2 separate regions of the Homo sapiens genome follow, and region 2 is linked to region 1. Evidence: read pairs that join two places in POLR2A ChIA-PET (ENCODE). Cell type or tissue: MCF 10A. All regions are shown on one strand. Links, peaks and the distances in the headings refer to the core of each region. The heading gives the core; the rest is flanking DNA.

Region 1 (6,119 bases), core at 2,269-4,768:
GTCCCCAGCTAGTTACCTGTTCATGCACTACACCCCTTGGATCCTCTGTTAAAGAGAGACTTAGTAATTGGGATACCTGCGCTGCCGATGGATTTGCCACATCTATTCTGTTCTCAGGTTGTATGTTGTTTGTGTGTGTGTGCTTGTGTGTGTGCATGTGTGTGTGTGTGTGTGAGAGAGATGTGCTACAAAAAGAAAGCTAAGGGAGGCATGCAGAAGACTGCACCAGAATGAGTTTGTACCTTTATCCAAAAAAGCCACAGTTTCCTTCATTCTTTCTCCTCCCTAGAAGGAGACCAGTTCTTATAGCTGCAGAGAAGGGTAGGGAATGACAGTAGGAAAGGGGCATTGCTAGAGTCAGAGGCACAGGTGGCATGAGAAGTGCAGACCAGTCAGAAACAAGGCCCATCACACTCTTACCCTCAGCCCTGTGCTCTGGGATCCTCTCTGTGATCCTGATCGTGATCGTGTAAGGGTAAGAAGTTGGGAGGAAGGAACCTCAGCAACATCTCCTCTCTTGCCCTACTGAACTCTGGAAGCCACGTTGTTTTCCAGGAGAGGTGGAGGAGGTCAGGGCCTAGCTAATATCTGGTGCTGCTGGAGAAGATGCTTTCCAAATGGACAGTTAAGAAGAGTGACGAAGGTATTTAAGAAATTTAGCCACAAAAGCACTTGTAAATAGTGTTAAAAGGCAGTGGGAAAGAGATATTTAGATTTGGTAATTTAAAAAAGTCAATGCACACCTATATGAATAAAGTTTTGAGTAGCCTCTCCCCTGCCCCTAAGAATTCGGACATTTATTTAACTGTGGCCCGAATAGTGAATGGAGATGTACATTTTAGCCTTCAGGGATCAACAAATGAGTCCTTAAAGAAACAACAGGCCTCTAAATAACTAAGGGAAGATCAATATAAAATTATTCCTGAGTATAAATAATAAAATATAGTTGAAAAATTAAATTACCTTATCAGAACTTTGGTTGTTCTAGCAAATATTTTTTGCACAGTATAAAATTCCAGAATGCACACTTAAGGCCGTTCAGCTATTTACATGCTAATATACATTTATTATTAATGTGCACATTGAAATATTTTTTTCTCATTTAAGGTATATGTATATGTTTATAATAGAGTGAATATCCCTGAACTCCATTCACACAACGTACAGTATTTTTTCATTCATTTAAACTAAGATTTATCTATATAGTTTATATTTTATATTTGGGGAAAGCTAAGTAGCAGAAATTTTATAACATAGACAATGATATTCACATATTCAGATCTACAACTCAGCCCTCACTGCTTTACACATGTAATTAGGTTGTTTCCATGGTAATGATCTAATTATGGGCTTCTCCTTGGCCTTGTGTAATCACATTTGCTGCGTTTTGGCAGAGATGTTTTCCTTATTTTGTTGAACTGCAACACTTGACAAGATGTTCTCTCTTAAGATGAATAATGATTTTTCTTGGGAGACAAAAACAAAAAACGAAATAACACCATCAAAGTTGATTTGAGAGGGATTATAGGTATTTGACAAATCATGCCAGTAATAAAATATCTATTACCCTTGAAAGCATACTCTATTTTTATCTTTGTGTGTGTTATTACTGATGGAAATCATAGGAGGTTCTCATTTTAAAAAACCATGTGTGCTATTTAAATATATGATTTTCATGGGGCCCAGAGGCTTGAAGGAAAAGAGATGTTAGGCCAGAGAAGAGAAAGCTCCTGAGAGCTTTGTAGAAAGAGAACTGGAGACTGTATTCAGTGAGAATATTATATTGCAATTGACAAAGCTATTCATGAAAAGATATTTGGTTATGGTTGCCATGGCAGTAGGAAACACCTGAAAAAAATCAATTAAGACTTATCTTGGCAGGGATTCAAATGCAATCCTTTATGCACGTGCAGAAGAAGACAGGAGATGTAAATACTTGCAGAAAGACAGCTTTATCATCACGTGGTCCCCTCAGAAAAACCCTGGAATATGAGAAAAATAAAAGTTTAGCTCTTTTATGTGCATAAAATGACACTGTGCTATAAAGCATTTTTTATAGGAAACTCATTCTTACAGTGGAAAGGATGCATATAATGGGTGGTGCAGGCTTATTGTTTTAGGGTTAGCAAGAAGGTGTGTGGGCTCCAATGTCACAGTGCCCAAGGTCCAGATACCTGGTATTCAGGGGCTGGGAATTCAAAGCTTGCTTCTTCAACTATTATGGAGACAGCTTCAAATCCAAAATTAGTGGACCAGATGTCTAAGAGTCCAGAATGTTGAAACTGCTTTCTGAGTATCATTTTGTGGGAATAGGGTGGGTGGATATAGTTTTTGGTAACCTAATTTATTAAAGGGCATAGATATAGCATGATGCTTGGGAATAATAATGTTAATAACCTGATTTTCAATTTATAGCAAACCAACCCCTATGAAATATTATACGGCTTGGTTTTAGGCTTATATAGTGTTATTTTCTCAGGGGGGAAATGATATTCATAGGATGTTTAGTAATTATAGGCAATTAACAAGAAATTTTTAATTTAATGTATTTATTTATTTATTGAAAAAATATTTATTTACTACTTATCACGTGTCAGGCACAGTACAAGGGCCTGGGAATAGAGCAGTGAATCAGAAAGACATGATTGCTGCTCTCAAGTTTTTTATCATTTTATAGAGAAAGTGGCGAAAACAAACAAATAAAGAAACAAACAAACAAAGAAAAAAGGCCAATTTCAATTCTGGCCTAAGCAGTGTTAAGTAGGGAAATGTAGGGTCCAAGGAGAACAAAGAGGAGGGTGGTGTCTGACAGGGTGACATTCATTCTAGCAGAGGGAACAGAGACCAAAGACAACATGGAACATGGACCCAACATCACAGATCAACTCCAAACAGGACAGTGTGATGGGATCCTGTGGAGTATAAGTGGGAATGATGAGAGGTGAGACAGGCAGGCAAGCAAGACCAGAGAGTTGAAGTGCTAGTAAACTACACTGACAAGCTTGGCCCCTCAGCCCAACCAGAATCCATTCAAAGGTCTCAAGCAAGGGAGCAACATGGCCTGATTTGCAATACCTGCTGCTGTTAGCTTTAGTGGTTTTGAAGCAGTGATTTTGGAAAAATCAATCGAATGATTTTCATTCTGAAGTATTTTGGCTGCTAACTGGGACTTCCATTGTGTGGTCTAAGGTGAGTTACTTTACCTCTCTAGTATCCCGTGTTTTCCTCTACATGGGCCCTTTTAGCTTTGTTTCTCTATGATGCGATTTCTCAGTTGTGTTTGTTTTTTGTTGATAGACACACTTGCTTACAGTGTGACTACACATGCACCCAGGAGTGAATTATCTTTGATTACTTGAAGTTCTGCCCTATCCACCAGCTGGCTGGTCTAAAACCCTTTAAACTCCTTTACTCTCACCATGAGGTCTTGCCTCCCAGTAGGATTAAGCCAGGAGGGCAACCGCGCCTGTCAGGGAGAAGGATGTGGGTTTGCCTGAGTCACTGTGTGTGAGAGTGAATGATGGTTTTAGGAAGTAGCCATAAAGCATTGGGAGAATGGCTGTGAATGGCTTTCATATTCTCTGCTCTGTTTTTGATTACACCAAAGACAGCTTGTTATTGAGTAGCTTATAGCATGTGGCTATGTTTTAAGTACTTGAGTAACACAGTCAAAATAAACCAGCTCACTCTGTTTGGTGAGCAAGTCTAACAAACATATAAAGAACATAAATGTACTTCTTGTAAGTCACAAATATATCTAGAAGTTAAAAGGAAGATCAGAATATGTTAGTTGGTCTTAGAATAAACTTTCCCTTAAGGGTTTGGTTTATAATGTGGGCGTGAAATTCAGTTTTCTTATGAACAATTTTACATTATCGTTAATAATGAACAATTTGTTAAGTATTAGCATCAACAATGTGATATAAATAACACTGTGTGTTTGATGTTGGTGTACAGGTGATTGGTGTACTGAAGAAAGGTAACGATGTATTTATTCAGTGTTGCTATGTATCTAATATAAATTAGGTATTTGGCATAATCAGATGAAAAAACTGTTGCGCAGAAGTTCATTCTATAATGCACAGTTAATTATTGCATAGTATAATAAGTATGGTATAAAATATACTTAATGGAACACAGGTAATGGCATTTAGCCTAGCTTTGTAGGTTAGGGTAAGAGGTAGTTAGCGGTGGGATTGTTACCTGTTTCTCCAATATTCTTAATCATTCAAGTCTAATTCCAGTCTAACTATGCCATATAAAAATCCCAAAGTAACCATGAGAATTTAGACATTAAGGGAAAATGAAATATTTAAAAGAATCCCTTGAATCTGGTCTTGTTGGGTTTCTTTCTGTAAAAATGAAGAGAATGTTCTGACTGGTCACTTAGTCATTCGTTCCTTCACTCAACATGTTCAAGTCTCTATGTTCCAGGCACTCTTCCTGGGCCTGTGGTTACAGAGATAAACAAGACTGACAAGGTCTTGGCTGTCATGGAGCCTAACTTCTAGGGGATCCCATGACTTAAGAACTCTACCTCCTCTCTTACATGAAAAAACAATCTTGTATTAAAATCAGACCTCTGTTAGATCTTGGAACAGTAAAAGTACATCAGTGGAAGAAATGGAATCTGAATAAATTTTGTAGTTTAGTAAACAGTATTGTAGCAATGTTAATTTCTCAGCTTTGATAATTGTATGATGGTTATGCAAAATGTCGACATTAAGGGAAGCTGGGTGAAGGCTCTAAGAAAATCCTCTGTACTATTTTGCAACTCTTCTGTATGTCTAACATCGTCTCAAAAAAGAAAAAAAAATCCTAACACTAAACAAATAAAAAACCTTGGGCCTTGATTATTTTACTTATGTATTTACAATGTACAATATCAGATCCTGTTAGGAAGTTTAACAAAAAATAACCCTGTGGGCAGCAGTGTACGTGAGTGCCAAGAAATGTTGGCTGAACTAGATTATTCACTGAAGATTAATCAAAATATTCCCGTCTTCCACAATTAATTTTGAAGATTCTACATGTTTGGATTGCCACCAAAACAAAAAGTGCCAAAATAGCACTGTCGTACACAGCTTTGTTACCTAAGAGACTGAAATGTAGCTCAAGTGTCCAGCTTGTTTCTTTAATGTGCATTAGGCGAGGCCCACATATCCACAGAAGTCATATAAATGAGCCACTTACAAGGCTTACCAATTCTTGCTCAATACCACAAAGACTGTGTGTCAAAGAGAATGGTTGTAAATTAAAGCTGACACACGGCAGCTGTGACCGTAGTCAGTGTCAAATCCCAGTTTGTTTTCTTGTCTTTCAGATAAGCTCAGTGAGTTGATCAATAAATCCAGATAATTACTACTATTAGAAATGTTAAAAGTGTTTTCTTCTTTCTTGGCCTGTATAATTTCCTCTGGGGTATCATGACTGCTGGTCCAGTCTCACCGGGGTACATATTTCATTCAACCCAGTGACTACCACCTAAGGCACTGTGGCTCAGCCCAACACCCTTTTCCTTGAGTTCACCTTCTTGCCCATCAAATGCCTCTTGAACTGGCCTGGGGCCTTGGCTGTGGCAGCCTGTTTGCACTGCAGAGCGTGGTCTCAGACTTTGGATTGCTCTAAGAATTGTCATTCTCTTCAGGGGCTGAAATCCTCACATTTTAACATCATTATGTATATTTTGTCTTGGATCAAATTGATTAATGAATGATAGATTACCCCAAATCTCGCTCTGGTGTGGAGCTTTCCATCTGTCTTATTTTTTTCAGTGAACATCTTTCCAAATTTCAGCCTCTTCTCCACCCACCCCCCACCGTAGCGCCCTGCCTCCTCTCCATTTGCCTCCTCTTACCTTTCTGCTGTATCTTTTTCCTTATTCTCCTTTTTTGTTCTCCACCAAGTATCTTCAGAGAACCTCACTGTGCCTGGAGCAGAGTTAGGTCCTGGGGACACAAAGATGAATGGGACGCACTCTCTGCTTATCAGGTGTGTACCTCTTGGCTGTCACCCTCTCCTGGCCATGCTCTCCCTGTCCCTGCCTGATGGGGGGTGGGCCTGACTCCTCCTTGGCATCTTCCCCTCTCTCTCCATACACTGTAAACCTCCGTTTACAC
Region 2 (6,119 bases), core at 2,441-4,940, 360 kb after region 1:
AAACAAGAGAAGAAATACAACCTTAACCCAAGAGAAAACAAAGAAGAAATACAACATTACAAAGCAGAATATACAAAGATAAGTTTGGAGCTAAGAAAAAAATGACTCTAATTGCTGGCATGCAGAGCACACCCCACCACATGGTGTGCAATACAATTAAGCCAGAACTCAATAGTTAAAAGATTTGCTAGAATTCACATGTTTGGGAATTTTAAAATACCTTTAGGCCATATTTTCAACTTAATGATAATAAAAAATCTTTTTTAAAACATGGAGTGTATAGCCAAAGTATTTTAAAAAACTGTAGTAAGATTGTGTACATTGATGAAGAATGTAGTCTGAAATTACTAACACATATATCAAGGAGTTAGAAAAAATGACAATAAATGCAGTGAAGAGAAGGCAGTAAATAATAAAATAGCAGAAATTTATAAGGAAGAAAACAAGCATACAGTATAAAAAATTAATAAAGCTAAGTGTTAATTCTTTGAAAGGACTCATTAACAAATATCTAAAAAGAATTATGAAGAGAAGAAGGAAAAGGAAGAAAAGAAAGGCAAAAGTAACCAATATCAGAAATGTAAATATGACATCACTATAGATATTGTAGACATAAAAATAATAAAGGCATATTAATAATAAATTTATGCTAGTAGAATCTAAAATGTGGATGAACTGGTCTAGAAAAATATAATTTACCAAAATTGACTTAAGAGTTAAGAAAAAATTTACTTAATCTTATAACTATTAAAGAGTTGAATTCATAACTGTAAAGAATTCACAAAGAAAACTCTATACCTAGATGACTTTCCTGGAAAGTTCTACCCAAAATTCTCTTAAAAACCTCTAAAACTCTTCTGTAATGTTGGAAAAAACAAACAAACAAACAAAAACAACAATAAAAAGCAATCTCCTAGGAGAAGCAGTTAGAGTCTCACCAATATTCCAAAAACTTTATCAGGTCAGAGTGCCCTGAACCACTTCCAACTGAGTACATTTATCTCTGTGCTTGGGGCCTCTTCTAGAAGATTTTCCCCAGGTGTCTGATCATCCAGAAATGTCAGGGAATTAACATCCTCCACCTCCACCACACCCCATTTCCCCGGCAGCCCTCAAGCAATGACTGATGGGAATATTTAAACAAGTAATATTTATATTTATACAACTCCCTGGACCTGGAGTTGTATAATTCTGATTTGTATATAAAACTGTTTCCTAGATTTTTGGTGCAGAATTAAATTTTAGTTGCCCATTGTGAAAGCTGCCTTAATAACATTGCCCTTTACGGACTGTTTCGTCTTACCTATATTTCTTGCCCATTTCCCTGCCAGTATTTCCTCTGCTCCTCTCAAATCACATTTTTGCATTTGAATTCAAGTCTCAGAGACCGCTTCTGGGAGAAATACACAAAAACAACTCCCTATTTTTGTTATGAGATGAGCAATAGTTTAATCTCAACCTTTACAAAGTCATGATAAGAAAATCATGGTTTAGTCACTCATATACATAGATGTTAAAATTCTGAGCAAAAACTTAGCAAGAAAAATTCAGCAACATGTAGAGAGGATAACACAAAATCATCAAGTTTTGTATCTCAGGACTACAAGGTAGACTTAACACATGAATAGCAATTAATGTTATTTGCTATATTAAAATATTAAGGAAAATAATTATACACTATAATTGTTTATTTAGAAATATATAGTTATATATAAGAATATATAATGCCACAATTATATTATTAATTACAAAATGAAGAAAAAAACTTTAAAAATTTAATATGTATTCATGGATTTAAAATATCTTAGCAAATAGAAGAGAAAAAATGTCCTCAATTTGATAAAGAATATCTTAAAAACCTATAGCAACAATGTACTTAGAGAGATAATAATAGCTTTCTTTTTTAGATCAAAAATATAAAAGGGTTTCTACTATGACTAATGCTACTCATCATTTTATTGGAGAACCTAAACAGTGTAGTAGAGAAATAAAAAGAACTATAAGCTATAGTGGTTGGGGTGGGGAGAGAAAGCAACAAAATTTTAATTATTTGAAGGCAATAGTTTGCAGATATAAATTAAGTAGATAGATAAATTAGAAGAAGGGAAGATAAAAATGTTGCTTCACAAATAATATACAAAAGCAAATTGTTTATACATAGGTACAAGATTTAAAAAATAAAAACTCAAACAAAAATATTTCAGTTAGGAAGACATTTTTAAAACATAATGCACCAGAAAACATCTAACCCTTATGAAAAAAATTATATATTTTATAGAGTGACATTTTAAATGACCTAAATAAATGAAGAGATATACCATATTCATGAATTGGAAGATACGTGTAAATATGTCAATTTTACACAAATGTATATATAGATTTATTCCAATCCCAATAAAATCCCTAAGTTTGATTTTTTAAGTTTGACCAACTAAGATATAAGTAAATAAATACACACACAGAGATGGAGAGAGAGAGAGAGAGGCAGAAAGACAGAGATGAAAACAGCTAAACTACTGTTAAATAACAAATTGGGAAAACAGGCTTTTTGGATATGAAAAATGATCTTAAAACCACTGTAACTAAGATAAAGATAATCAGATAGACCTGAGGAGCATAACAGTGATAAAACAGACCCACATAAGCATGGACACTTAATATATGAAATGTATATCATATATGAAAACACTAAGGTGGCACCGCAGATCAAAAGAAACATTTCTGAAAATTGGGTGTCCATGTAGAAGAAATAAAATTGGGCTTCTACCTCCCACCACACATGCAAATCAATTCCAGCTGAATTAAAGACCAAAATGTGAGAGGTAAAACCATAAAGTGTTTAGAAAATATAGGAGAATGTCTTCATTTCTTTAGGGTATCAAAGACTTCTTAAAAGTCATAAAATTTTTGTCAAAGACATAAAATTCTAACCATAAAAAAAAGAAAAAAAGAGATTGAGAGAAAGTGGAGGGGTGGAGAAGAAGGAAACGAGGGAGGAAAGAAAAAAGAAATCATGTAAAATTAAAGATTTCTAGTGTCCATAAATTTTAATGCTATAAAAGTGTCGGAAGTCTTTGGTTTTCATCAGAATAATTTCCTCTGCTTTTTTTTTCTGCTATAGGAAATTAAATAAAATATTAGTGACACTAAGAAATGGTTTTTATGTGAACTTCTGAGTTGTCTAAACCGTTAAGAGGAAAGTGTGGCCTTTATATAGCTGATATCTATTGCTTTAGTCCACTGAGAATACATTTTAAGAAGCCTTATAATTTAAAATGGATTTATTTTCAACTATTATTTCTTTTGAATTAAAATCTTTTCTAAGTAGTTCTTATTTTTCATTTTCTCACAACATTTTGTGAATTTGTGCTATCATTTGAGAACAATTTAGAAACATTTTTTAAAAACAAAGAATTGGGGATGCAGAAATAATGTAAAAGTAGAAACACAGCCATATATGATTATAATTTCTGTCATAACATTATTATTTTCTAATTATTGCACTATTTGTGTAGATTTCCAAAAGTTATATAGGAGTTTTCAATGAAAAGGATCTTACTTTGATTAAAAATCCCAGTCTCAATTGTGAAAATCTGCTGTGCTATGTGGATGGCTAAGCTTTTGGTAATCTCCTAAACTTGGCTGAACTAGCCCATGAGGCACACTCAGAGTTTACAATGAGATAGGTTTTGTCTATTGGATAAATTTGTCCATTAAGTACAATTGCCTGTCAAGAATATAGAGAAAAAAAAAAACACCTTCCCTTCTATAGAGAGAATTACCTAATAAACCCACTGTTCCTACTTTCTCTGAAGACTTTGAGGTCGAGGAGGCCACTAATGATTCCACTTTGACTGCAGAGATTTGTCTTGGCAGGACTTCTAAAGAAACTCTTAATCATCTTCCTGCTTATGGCTTTACCTGTTTCCTGAGTTTCAGATCAGGTTGTAGGGTTTCTGATGCAGACTATTTATTAAAGGAGTAGAATTGTGTCTTCCTTTACTCCTTTGAAGTAAGTAGGGCAGAAAAAAATTGATCTTAAATTCTCAAAATGCCTTTTTTTTTTTACTTATATTTTACTTGAACCTCTGAAAAAGTTTCCTTCTGTTTTGGTGTGTCTTTTCTTCATATAACTGGCACCTGTTTCTAGTATATGCACCATGGGAAGATTGCTTTCATGGAAATTAAATAATACAAAATAAGATTAAAATAAAAGGTTAAACTTTAAAGTTAGGATATAACAGGGATATGTAGGATCAAATTTAAGAGACAGGGTTGTTTTAAGGTGGGCAAAAATGTATTGTACTGAATTACATGGCAATTTTAAATCTAAAATATGATGTATAAGTCAGAAGACGGTTGGTGGGTTAATCATCCACGAAGACTGAGAAAAAGAAGAATTATAGAAGCAAATGTTGGCAGTGCCTGTCCCAGGCAGCTAAACACTGCCAATTCCTTGGCTTGGCATGCCTATAGTAGGGAAGAAGTTGCTTGTCAAGAAACCACTGGGTGTTTAAAATGGCTTCATATTTAACAGATAACATGATATGGATATCTGGCTCTCTTGACAGCTCTATTTCTAACAAATAATGAATGACTTGGCTAACTGTCTCTGCCCACATCAGGTTTCCGAGATGCAATGCTGACAGTTAGCTCTTAACCAAATATATTTTCTCTGGTGGTAAGAACGCCAGACAGCAAATAAAATTTAGAATGTCTGGTTACATTTGAATTCCAGATAAACAATGAATAATTTAGAGCATAGTTAGACTAAAAAAGTATTCGTTACTTGTCTAAAATTCAAACTTAACTGGGCTTCCTATATTCTGCCTGGTAACTCAACCTGGTGAGAACCTATGGCAGTGGCCAACTTGCCTAACTTACAAGACATTGATTGGTAATACACCAGTACAAGGTAATATTTGAGGGGGAAGAAATGCCATATACACATAGGGCTTATGATTCTTTCCCATCCGTCATCTAATTAGAGCTTCACAATGAAGCCTGACCTGACCTGGTATCCATGACCACCATGTGTTCATTATCATGAGAACAATGAGGCCCTCTGACTTCCAATCCACCCTCTTCACAGCTGACCACCTCTCTTCCTAGATGTCCTATTTCACATCATTTCGTTAGCTGTATGCTAATGCATTTTATTTATTGACTCTTACCTTGAATGTTCTCTCTGATCTCACCTTCTGAAAGCCAGTCATTCCATTTGCTTCCTGAGTAATAAGGGCATATATTGATAGATAATACTTTTCATGGAACTATAACAAATAGAAATTGAGATTCAGAAATAAATATACCTCCAAGTAAACTTTTGAATTAATCAAATCTTGGTTTGGCACATTTTGAGTGTGGGTTTTTTTCTAATTCAGTTCTTCCTTCCCTACCTTTCCCCAATTACTGAAGGTTCCAATAAGTATTACTCCAATTCCTCTTGCCAAACTTTCTTTCAAGAAAAGTCTCTTTAGCTCAAGTAACCTAAAGTTAAAAAGCACCCACAATGACCTTAAGTTAAATTAATACACATGGGCAGCTTCTAGGCAAGAATAATATTGTAGTACTTTGCTATTTAGGGTGGGATCATTTCAACTCCTTTGAAACGATCAGCATTCAACCACCATGTAAGAGAGTTCCTGAAATATTTGTAAACTTAAAAAAATTATTTAGATAAATACATAAACCAGACAGACAAAGAGACAGAAAGATAAAAGAATTACAAAGAAGAAGGCAAGGCAGGGAAGCCTGTCTAAATGGGACGCATGACACAGAAGAGAACAGTATGATTCAGCTGTTTTGCATGAAGGTTAAATTATTATGCAGCCAACAGGACTACTGAGAAGCAGGACTTGTGTCTTCAGTGTCCAAATTCTGTCTCTGATTCTAATGACTCATTTTGTGACTGCATGTAACTTATTACATTCTCTTTATTCTACTCTTACCTGCTGGAAAAGAAATTAAATACCATACAATTCACAGGCGATTATAATCCTGAGTCATTAATTCAATAATTTATATAGAGAAAATATTATTAGCTGGTAGAGAAGTGGTGACAAAAGTAATTCTGAAAGGCATAATTTGGGAATCTGGAAACAGCAATAAAATAGAAT

What was found. ChIA-PET counts read pairs that join two places held together with the same protein. Peaks named below come from ENCODE experiments on the same cell type or tissue, not always from the same donor. Only the 100,000 strongest peaks of a DNase experiment are listed, where the experiment ranks them.
Region 2: POLR2A ChIA-PET joins it to region 1 with 7 read pairs; 1 of 35 experiments calls an interaction of 5 or more read pairs at or near these places.

What each region holds. Positions count from the first base shown.
Region 1 is chr3:177,831,698-177,837,816 of GRCh38, forward strand. The region is part of intron 1 of LINC02015 (long intergenic non-protein coding RNA 2015); the gene reads left to right. Among named protein-coding and RNA genes, the nearest start is that of LINC02015, 18 kb to the left of the region's middle. In MCF 10A, for the core only: no CTCF peak of the experiment used is centred there; DNase peaks (open chromatin) are centred at 3,474 and 4,444.
Region 2 is chr3:178,190,205-178,196,323 of GRCh38, forward strand. It overlaps LOC105374235 (a long non-coding RNA gene), which reads right to left. Exons shown (of 11, transcript NR_188692.1): 10 at 5,175-5,273. Among named protein-coding and RNA genes, the nearest start is that of LINC01014, 230 kb to the right of the region's middle. In MCF 10A, for the core only: no CTCF peak of the experiment used is centred there; a DNase peak (open chromatin) is centred at 3,867.